2 separate regions of the Homo sapiens genome follow, and region 1 is linked to region 2. A link is an interaction called in ENCODE POLR2A ChIA-PET data of the cell type or tissue named here. Cell type or tissue: OCI-LY7. All regions are shown on one strand. Links, peaks and the distances in the headings refer to the core of each region. The heading gives the core; the rest is flanking DNA.

Region 1 (5,383 bases), core at 229-5,228, 160 kb after region 2:
CACTCCAGTGAGCCTGGGCAACAAAGTGAGACCCCGTCTCTTAAAAAATAAAGACATTGAAACCAATTGTTTTGTTAGTCCCTCACAAAACGAAGTAGTATATATGTTGACATGAATATTTTTTATCTTACATCACACCCATCTTATGTACCTTTCATTTGATTGATTTTTTTCTGGAACCATATCAGCAAAAGAGAAATTGGCAAAATTAAACATAGATTTGCTCTTCCTGCCAGCTCTTTCCTTCATCTGCTATCTAGTGTTTTTATTTTTTAACTTCACCTCTCTCTGCCCCATAGACAACTTATTTATTTTTAAATTTTTTATTTTTTTTTTGAGATAGGGTCTTGCTCTGTTGCCCAGGCTGGAGTGCAGTGGTGTGCTCTCAGCTCACTGCAACCTCTGCCTTCCAGTTCAAGCGATTCTTATGCCTCAGCGTCCTTCGTAGCTGGGTTTCAGGCACCTGCCACCACGCCTGGCTACTTTTTGTATTTTTAGTAGAGATGGAGTTTCACCATGTTGGCTAGGCTGGTCTCGAACTCCTGGCCTAAGAGATCTGCCTGCCTTGGCTTCCCAAAGTGCTGGGATTGCAGGCAGGAGCCACCATGCCTGGCCCAACTTTTTTATTTTTTAAACACTACTGCATAAATGGAGGATACTAGTTAATTTGGGTTAATTTGCTACTTCAGTTGTCTAACCTACAGTAAAGTGGCCAGTGGAGACTTAGACTCCACCTTCTTTAAAAAGTGGTCTACAAATTCTAAAGGATAGATCACAGTGAGATTGGAGTGAAAATGATACTTAAATGATACCTTAAAGAAACAAACACACAAAGGGGAAGGGCAGAATAATATGAACAGGCCTGATCAAATCACTTTGCTATTTAGAACCTCCTTAGATCCCTGTGGAGCCTCTGATTCCTTGGCTTGGCATGCTGGACTTACATAATTTGGCACCTACCTACCTGCATGGCCTCATCTTTCTATATCTTTACACTACTGTCCAGGATCATTTTGTTTTTTTCTGAAGGTCGTCTTTCAGTGTTCATTTAGTGAAGTCTTTTGGTATGAACTCTTTCAATTTTTGTGTATCTGAAAATTTATTTTGTTCTCATTCTTTTTACTTTGTATTTTGTAAGTTTTTTTTTTTAAAGTAAAATTTAAATTGAAGTCTCAAAAAACAAAAAGCCCCTCTCTCGGCGCTGCCTACGGAGGTGGCAGCCATCTCCTCCTCAGCATCATGGCCACCCTCAGACCCCTTGTGAAGCCCAGGATCATCAAAAAGAGAACTAAGAAGTTCTTCCGGCACCAGACTGACTGATATGTCAAAATTAAGTGTAACTGGCAGAAACCCAGAGGTATTGACAACAGGGTTCGTAGAAGGTTCAAGGACCAATCTTGATGCCCAACATTGGTTGTGGGAGCGACAAAAAAAACAAAGCACATGCTGCCTACTGACTTCTGGAAGTTCCTGGTCCACAACATCAAGGAGCTGGAAGTGCTGCTGATGTGCAACAGATCTTACTGTGCTGAGATGTTTCCTCCAAGAACTGCAAAGCCATCGTGGAAAGAGCTGCCCAGCTGTCCATCGGAGTCACACCAACCCCAACGCCAGGCTGCGCAGTGAAGAAAATGAATAGACAGCTCATGTGCATGTTTTGTGTTTAAATAAAACTGTAAAAACTGCAAAGAAAAACCAAAAAACAACAACAAAAAATTATTTTGTGTTAGGCTTCCTTCGCTTTTTCAGACTGCTTTCAATTTCCATTTTCACATATGGTATTATTAGTTTTTTTTTTTAGTTTTAGTCTTTCTGATGGATGTATCTCATTGCAGTTTCAAATTTACATTTTTCCTGATGACTAAAGATGTTGAACATCATTTCGTACGTTTAAAGGCTATTTGGTTTTTTTGTGTGTGTGATGTACTAGTTCAAATCTTTTGCCTATTGGCTGTTAGAGTGTGTCTTTTTCTTATTGAATCATAGGAGTTCTTTATATATTCTAGATACAAGCCCTTTGTCAGTTACGTTTATTACCAATATCTTTTCATGCAAATATCTTTCTAATCTTTCTACTTCATGGCTTGCTCTTTCATTCTTTGGTATTTTTTGATAAATGAGGTTTTAATTATTTTTTTTTTTTGAAATAGAGTCTTGCTCTGTCGCACAGGCTGGAGTGCAGTGGTGCAGTCTCGGCTTGCTGCAACCTCTGCCTCCCGGATTCAAGCGATTCTTCTGCCTCAGCCTCCCGAGTAGCTGGGATTACAGGTGTGCACCACCACGCTTGGCTAATTTTTGTATTTTTAGTAGAAACAGAATTTTAGCATGTTGGCCACGCTGGTCTTGAACTCCTGACCTTGTGATCCACCCACCTCGGCCTCCCAAAGTGCTGGGATTACAGGTGTGAGCCACCGCGCTTGGCCAGAGGTTTTAATTTTAACGTAGTCCATTTTAATAATCTCTTCCTTTGTAGTTAGTCCTTTCTGTACTTTCCCTATTTTGTGATCATGAAGACATTCCTTTATGTTATCTGTTAGAAATTTTATTTATCTTTCATATTTATATTCCCAATCCTCCTAGAACTGACTTTTCCGTGTGTAATACAAGGTAGGGGTCAGTTTTATTTTTGTATTGTCCTTTATCAAATATACTTGATCATTTTTGTTGGTCTTGTCTGGTCATTAAAAAATCCAATTGTTTCTTTAAACATGTATGATTATTTTATTTATAACCAGGTAGAGTATTTATAATAATATAGATGTTAAGAAAGAATGTGGCCTTAGGTCTAGACTGCTTGTGTTCAAATCGCTCTCATAAAATTATTTTTTATTGATAAATGTACATATTTTTGGTGTACATGTGATAATTTGATACATTCATTTGTATCAAATTTGATAATGTATAAAGATCAAATCAAGGTAATTGGGGTAGCCATCCCTTAAATATTTCTTTTATACTAGGAACATTTGAATTATTTTTTTCTAGTTATTTTTAAATACACAATAGATTATGGTTAACTATAATCACCCTACTGATCTGTCAAACACTAGATCTTATTTCTTCTACTCAATTGTATATTTATACCCATTAATCAACTTCTGTTCTTGCTCTCTCCGTGCTACCCTTCTGGCCTTTGGTAATCGCCAATCAATCTACTCTCTATCTTCATGAGACCAGCGTATTTTAGCTCCCACATATGAATGAAAACATATAATATTTGTCTTTCTGTGCTTGACTTATTTTACTTAACATAATGACCTCCAATTCCATCCATCTTGTGGCACTGACAGTATTTCATTCATTTTTGTGTGAATTATATTTCGTTGTGAATATACATTACATTTTCTTTATCCATTCATCACTGATGTGCACTTAGGTTGATTCCATATTTTGGCTATTGTGAATAGTGTGTTAATAAACATGAGAGTGCAGTTATCTCTTTGATACATTGTTTTTTTTTCTTGTGGATATATACCCAGTAGTGGAATTAACTTATAGTTTATTTAATATAAATATAGCTACTCTTTTTCTTTTTTTTTGCTTCTAGTTGCATGGAGTATCTTTTAGTCTACGTGTGTTTCTATAGATGAAGTGGGTGTTTTGTAGGCAGCCTATAGTTGGGTCATGTTTCTTTATACTCTGTGCCTTTTAATTGGAGAGTTAAGTCCATCTACATTCAGTGTTGTTATTGGTAGGTGAAGACTTACAGCTGCCATTTTGTTGCTTGTTTTCTGGTTGTTTTGTAACTCCTACGTTCCTTTCTTCTTGTCTTTCTTTGTGGTTAAGTGATTTTTCTCTGGTAGTATGTTTTAATTTTTTGCTTTTTATTTTTTAGTAAATATAGGTTTTTGCATTGTAGTTACCATGAGTCTTACATTTTATAGATATAACAGATTATTTTAAAGAGATGACGACTTACCTTAGGTCACAAAGAAAGGAATAGAAACAAGGAAAAAGCAAAATGCCCTACATGTTAACTGTTTCTCCCACATTTGGCCTTTTTGTTGCTTCTATTTACATATTTTTGGGGTTGTTTGTTTGTTTTTTTCAGATGGAGTCTTGCTCTGCTACCCAGGCTGGAGTGCAGTGGTGTGATCTTGGCTCACTGCAACATTCTCCTCCTGGGTTCAAGAGATTCTCCTGCCTTAGCCTCTCAAGTAGCTGGATTACAGATGCCCACCCCCATGCCCAGCTAATTTTTGTATTTTTCATAGAGATGGGGTTTCACCATGTTGGCCAGGCTGGTCTCAAACTCCTGACCTCAAGTGATCCACCCACCTCGGCCACCCAAAGTGCTGGGATTACAGGCGTAAGCCACTGTGCCTCACCTATTTACATATTTTTGTATTTCCTATCTCTTAACAGGTTGCTATAGCTATTATTATTGTTGTTAGATTTGTCTTTTAGTCTCATACTGGAGTTATCACACACCACAGTTACATTATTGGAGTATTCTAGGGTTGTCCATGTTTTTAATTTCACCAGTGATTTTTATACCTTCAAATGTTTTCCATTTGCACATTAGTGTTTCTTCTTCCTGATTGAAGAAGTCCCTTTACCATTTCTTTTTTTTTTTTTGAGACGGAGTCTCGCTGTCGCCCAGGCTGGAGTGCAGTGGCGCAATCTCGGCTCACTGCAGGCTCCACCCCCTGGGGTTCACGCCATTCTCCTGCCTCAGCCTCCCGAGTAGCTGGGACTACAGGCGCCCGCCACCTCGCCCGGCTAATTTTTTGTATTTTTAGTAGAGACGGGGTTTCACCGTGTTAGCCAGGATGGTCTCGATCTCCTGACCTCGTGGTCCGCCCGCCTCGGCCTCCCAAAGTGCTGGGATTACAGGCGTGAGCCACCGCGCCCGGCCCCTTTACCATTTCTTATAAGATGGTTCTGGTGATCGTAAATTGTCTCGGCTTTTGTTTGTCTGGGAAAGGCTTTCTGTCTTCTTTATTTATGTTTTGGTGTAAGGCATATTTTAAGCATATATCTTCAATATTATCCATCCAGGACCGAAGTAAGTTCTGATGCAGGAAATGAGTGAGTTTCACAGCTTTCTGAGCCACTACTTGACCCAGGAAGCCCAGCTGGCCCCTCCTCTGAGTCCCCCCTCTAAAACAGGACACCCCAACTGCTGTTGGGAACTGGGCGGCAGTCATTCTGGCTACTTCCTGCTGGTTAGGGGCGAAGAAGGGGCCCTGCAGTTGTGGTGTCCTCCAGAGGGGATCTTTTTAGGCCAGTCGGAGACCAACAGGTCAATCTGGGGGTCCTCGGTAGAAGCTGTGAGTTGAGCTCATTTGAGGTTCCATTTGTAATACCATTTGTAGCTTGATGGCCTTGATCTTGGAGGAAACAAATTTGACAAGGAGGTTAAAAATGCAAGGCCCAAAGG
Region 2 (5,383 bases), core at 113-5,112:
CTAGCAAGTGAGATACACCTTATTTATCATACATAGCCAGCTCTGCTGTCCCAGAATCTATTGGAAAATGAATCACACATAGCTCTAAGAATTCAAATAATTACTCTGGGGTAAATAGTTCTGGGTATGAGTGTACAACCCTGGCTAGAGTTTTCAAAGATAAATATTCAACAATCACCAAAGCTTCTGGTAGCATTTACAATACTATAAATGAGATTACAAAAATAAACAGGAGAATGATGCCACAAATGCCTCCTTGAGCAATAATCAGGTTTGCCAGGAACTGGAGACCAGTGATGACAGAGCAGGCCTCCTGCTCAATTTCCAGAAACATTTCTCTTTGAGCCAAATTTGGTCTTTAAGAACAAGCTCTGGCATCTGTAAAACACGCTACAGGCTTGTTATAAAGCCCATTTATACTATATATTGAGTTACGTGACTCAGAACAGCAGCATGAAGCTGGGATTGTCATCAGTCCTTCCTTTTCAGCAATAAAAACAGGCTCAAACAGATCAAGTGCTCACAGCCCCAGGATTTGTGACTTGAGCCAAGACTTAAGCTCTGATCTCCTGACCTCGGATCCTCTATCCATTTCGCTATAGCCCAAACTATGGAATACCAGGGAAGAGAAATGGCCTGGCTAGAGGAGACTTTTCCCCACTGCCATAATTCATCAACCCATGTTGGAAGCTAGTTTTCCATGTTGCATGCAGCCATGTGTGGGAACTTAACAGCAAGGGCTAAAGGGCCTGAGAGAGATGTCTGGCCTGCCTCCAAAGCCAGCTGGGAAAACATTCCCTGACAAGACACTGTGCCCACAGGGGAACACGAGAGAAGAAGGAGCCTGAGGCAGCAGATTAGAAGTGCTGAGCCTTCCATGTGATCCTGTCTTAATCTTATAGTTCAAGGCCTCTAAGAACCAGTTGACAAGGTCTCTCAGAACTGCAAAGATAGAATCTGGAGCAAATGAGCTGAAGTTTTCCTTTGTTGGGGAGGGAGAAGGGATCCACTACAAACCTAGCTGACCTCAATCAGCATTCTCTCAGATGATTTTTATGAGCCACTTCTAAAAGACAAATTGCCAAGATCAAACACTCATACATTGACTGGGAAAAGAGACAGTGAGGTGCAAGGCAATATTAATATATTAATGTTTTAGTAAAAAAACTTTCCCTGTGACTTGGTGATCTACCACCTCAGAGAGAAGACACAGGGAACTGGAGCTGTCCTTCAGTGTGTTAGAAAAGTTGAAGAGCTGGCCTCCCCTAACTATCATGAATCCCCTGGGCTCCATAGATGGAAGGGAGGCGTCTATGCCCTGCACCCTGGGTGGTTCCTCCAGAAATAGAAACTCTAGTGTTTTGAAGGAGCATGAAGTAGAGGAAGGAGCCTTAAACCACTGTTTAGTCTCCTTCCAGCTGTGACCTTAAGCAAGTCACAACCTCTTTGAGCCTCAGTTTTTGTACTTATAAAGCCAGGATAAGAACACCTACATTACAGGATTGTGGGGAGGATCAAATAAAATTATAAATGCAAAGGGCAGAGCACAGCTGCTCAATTAATGGTTAGTGCCTAACTTTTGCCCCTCAACCTCCACTTCAATTTCTTAGTATTGAAATTGTATATTTAGTAATTCTAATCCTTAGTAACTCAGCGGTACTTAGTAATTTTGAGAAAATCACATATATTACCCAGTGTCTTGGCAATTTCACTTGCTTTTTTGAAGCATAACCATCTGTGACTTTAGTTGTGAGCATCTCCAATAACTCTGGACCCTTGAGTCTCTTACTAATCTGCTCTATGCTTCCTAAATGCCTTCAAAAAAAAAAAAATCTAACCCACAGGTCCCTTTTTAACCTTATAATCTTTCTCTAATCTGGAAGAGATTCTAAACCTTATAGATATTTGACAAATTGCTGGGAACTTAACTGTCATATATGACTAAATTTTCCATAAGACTTAAAATAAAAAGTTTGCCAAAGTTTTAATGACTTTAATAAATAAGTGGCCAAGTGTTATGGTTCATGCCTGTAATCCCAGCACTTTGGGAGGCCAAGGTGAGTGGATCACTTGAGGTCAGGAGCCTGAGATCAGCATGGCCAACATGACGAAACCCCGTCTCTACTAAAAATACAAAAAGTAACCAGGAGTGATAGCATATGCCTGTAATCCCAGCTACTCAGGAGGCTGAGGCAGGAGAAACGCTTGAACCTGGGAGGCAGAGGTTGCAGTGAGCTGAGACTATTCCACTACACTCCAGCCTGGGTGACAGACAGAGGGAGACTCTGTAAATAAATAAATAAATAACATGCTTATGACCATAGGGACAACAGGAAGGATGAGGTTCTTGTGGTCTTCTTCATTATCTTCCTGGAGTCATTTCCTCTTAACATCCTCTCATCCTAGACAGGGTCAGGTGCCCCTCCTCTATGCTCCAGTAGTTATCTCTATGTACACTGCCAGCATTATGACCATACTGTATGATAATCATCTCTTTTACGTCTCTTTCTTTAGCCTACAATCTCCTTATAGTCAAAAACAGTGTGCTGTCAAATCTTGATTGCTACTACCCATGAGCACAGTATCTGGCATATAATAGATATAAAACTTGTGTTTGATGAATGAATAAATTAGGTTTTTAGATCTGGGAGAAACTTTAGAAATAACCTGGTCTAATACAGGCCTTCATTTCACAGACAAGAAAGCTGAGCCTGTCCCTGGTCATCTAGGTGGCTAGGAAAAACAACATTAACAACAACAACAAAAAAGAAAGTTGAGGCCACGCATGGTGGCACACCTCTGTAGTCCTAGTTACTGGAGAGGCCAAGGAGGAAGGATCACTTGAGCCCAAGAGTTTGAGACCAGCCTGGGCAATAGAATGAGACCCTGTGTCTACGAAAAAAAAAAATACAAAAATCAGCCAGATGTGGGGGTGTGCACCTGTAGCCCCAGCTACTCAGGAGGCTGAGGTGGGCAGACTGATTGAGCATGGGAGGTTAAGGCTGCAGTGAGTCGTGATCATGCCACTGCACTCCAGCCTGGGCAACAGAACAAGACCTTGTCTCAAAAACAAAAAAGAAAAACGAAAAGAAAGCTGAGCCTCAGAAATGTAAGGTATCCTCAGAAGCAGCAAGAAGATGGCAAGTGGTGGCGGCCAGGTGCCATTTTGACTGTAGTTCAAAAGCAGACATCACCTGGCACTCACCTGCAAGAAGAAGCGTGTGGCTTAGTGGACACAGCATGGGCTCTATAGGAAAAGTCTTGCTCCTGCCACCTACCCGTCATGTGATTTTGGACAGGTTACTTCCTCTCTCTGAGTCACAATTTCTGCATCTGCATCTGCATCTGTTAATTGGAGCTATTAATAGCTCCAAAGTTGTTAGGGTTATTAAATCTGCCACCATACATAAAGTGCCTAGCATAGCACCTGGCACTATGTAAATGTTTACTGAATGAATCATGAATGAGTACCTGTCCAGCACACCACAACTTCATGAACCTGGTTTAGACTTTGCTTTCAGGTCTCTGACCACAGCAAAGATGGCTGGGACACCCACAATTATAGAACCATGAACTTGGAGATCTGTTCCTTGCAAGGACTGGACTTTAAAGCATGTCTATAACTTTGCTCACTGTTCCCTTCCCCTGAGTTGCCCTTCTCACCTTCCTCATTGACACACAAATTTTATCCATCTTCTGCTGCGCAGCCAGATCTACCCTGTCTTGGAAGCCATTTCTAACACTTATTACTTCTCAGTCCTTCCTGTCTCACTGATCACTTTCTACCAAGTAGTAAAGGAGTGCTATGATTTGAATGGTTTGTGTCCTTTTCAAAATTCATGTTGAAATTTAATCCCCAATGCATCTGTATTTAGAGGTGGGAACTTTAGGAGGTAATTAGGCCATGAGCGCTCCATGCTTATGAAGGGATTAGCACCTTACAAAAAGGGCTTGAAGGGGTGAGTTGTCCTTCTGTGCCTTCTACCATGTGACCACACATCCTTTGGAGGATGCAGGAACAAGGCACCATCCAAAGGGCACAAGAGTAGAAAAGCAGAGAGTATCCTTCAGCAGACACCAAGCCTGCTGGCGCCTGGATCTTGGACTTTTCCAGCCTCCAGAACTGTAAGAAATAAATTTCTGTTGTTCACAAATTACTCAGTCTCAGATATTTTGCTATAGTAGCACAAATGGACTAAGACATAAGGTGTATCTGTTTGGTTTTTTAGATATACATAACATAAAATTTACCATCTTAACAATTTCTAAGTATACAGTTCAATAACATGAAGTATATTCACATTGATGTGCAGCCAATCTATAGAACTTTTTCATCTTCTAAAACTGAAACTCTACACCCACTAAACAGCTTCCCACTTCTCTCCTGCCCCCAGCTCCTGGTAACCACCATTTTACTTTATATTTCTTTGTATCTGACTACTCTAAATATCTCATATAATTGAAATCATACAAAATGTGTTTTTTTGTGACTGGCTTTTATTTCACTTAGCATAAGGTCTTCAAGGTCATCCACGTGGTGGCATGTGTCACAACTTCCTTCCTTTTTAAAGCTGAGTAATATTCCACTGTATGTAAATACCACATTTTGTTTATCCATTCAACCATCAATGGGCACTTGGGTTGCTTCCATCTTTTGGCTATGGTGAATAATGCTGCTAGGTGAACGCCTTAATCATAAAGATGTGTTTCAACCACCTCTATAGTTCTCAAGGTGCCTGACATGTGATGGGCTCTCAATAAATACTTATCAAGTAAAAAAGGACTCAGCTTTCAAGATTATAAGGTGAAAAAATGAATCATCTTCCACATAAAATTGCAAATTGTCCAGCAGAAAAATCACACAGCACAGACTCTGCAGTAAGACAGTCTTGATTTCTGGTCCTGGATCTGCCTCTTAGCTAGTCATACGATCTTAGGCATGCTACTTAAGTTTTCAGAGATTCAGTTTTCTCATGTGATTTTTGCCAAAATTAAATGATATAACATGTTAACACAGTGCTTGGCAGGTCATCAACTAAAAAAAAGTTTGCCAATATTATTATTATAAAGTTACAGAATGAAAATAACTTACTATACTTGCAAACATGCCATTTTGCTTCCTGACCATAATTTTAAAAGCAAAAAGCATGCAGAATTCTAAGACCAAACAATCTGTGGCAGGTAATAGTCAAAAAAGGACAGTTCCACAGCAGTAACAGTAAGTACAGATTTGTATCATTGAATTTGGAATCTTGAGTTATACAGCTATAGCTCCTCAGAAGGTAGAAATTTTGTCACTTCAAAGGGACAGGCTTAAATGTTACACTAAGGATCTTCTTACTCAACAAAATAGTCTGTCTGATATCTCAGAAATGTTTTAAAA

What was found. ChIA-PET counts read pairs that join two places held together with the same protein. Peaks named below come from ENCODE experiments on the same cell type or tissue, not always from the same donor. Only the 100,000 strongest peaks of a DNase experiment are listed, where the experiment ranks them.
Region 1: POLR2A ChIA-PET joins it to region 2 with 6 read pairs; 2 of 35 experiments call an interaction of 5 or more read pairs at or near these places.

What each region holds. Positions count from the first base shown.
Region 1 is chr11:83,211,766-83,217,148 of GRCh38, forward strand. All of the region lies in intron 5 of ANKRD42 (ankyrin repeat domain 42), which reads left to right. It also overlaps the pseudogene RPL32P24. Among named protein-coding and RNA genes, the nearest start is that of ANKRD42, 21 kb to the left of the region's middle. In OCI-LY7, for the core only: no CTCF peak of the experiment used is centred there; no DNase peak of the experiment used is centred there.
Region 2 is chr11:83,051,802-83,057,184 of GRCh38, forward strand. The region is part of intron 1 of RAB30 (RAB30, member RAS oncogene family); the gene reads right to left. Among named protein-coding and RNA genes, the nearest start is that of SNORA70E, 13 kb to the left of the region's middle. RefSeq lists an enhancer at 3,076-3,235. In OCI-LY7, for the core only: no CTCF peak of the experiment used is centred there; DNase peaks (open chromatin) are centred at 2,390 and 3,360; H3K4me3 peaks cover 1,602 bases; H3K27ac peaks cover 1,124 bases.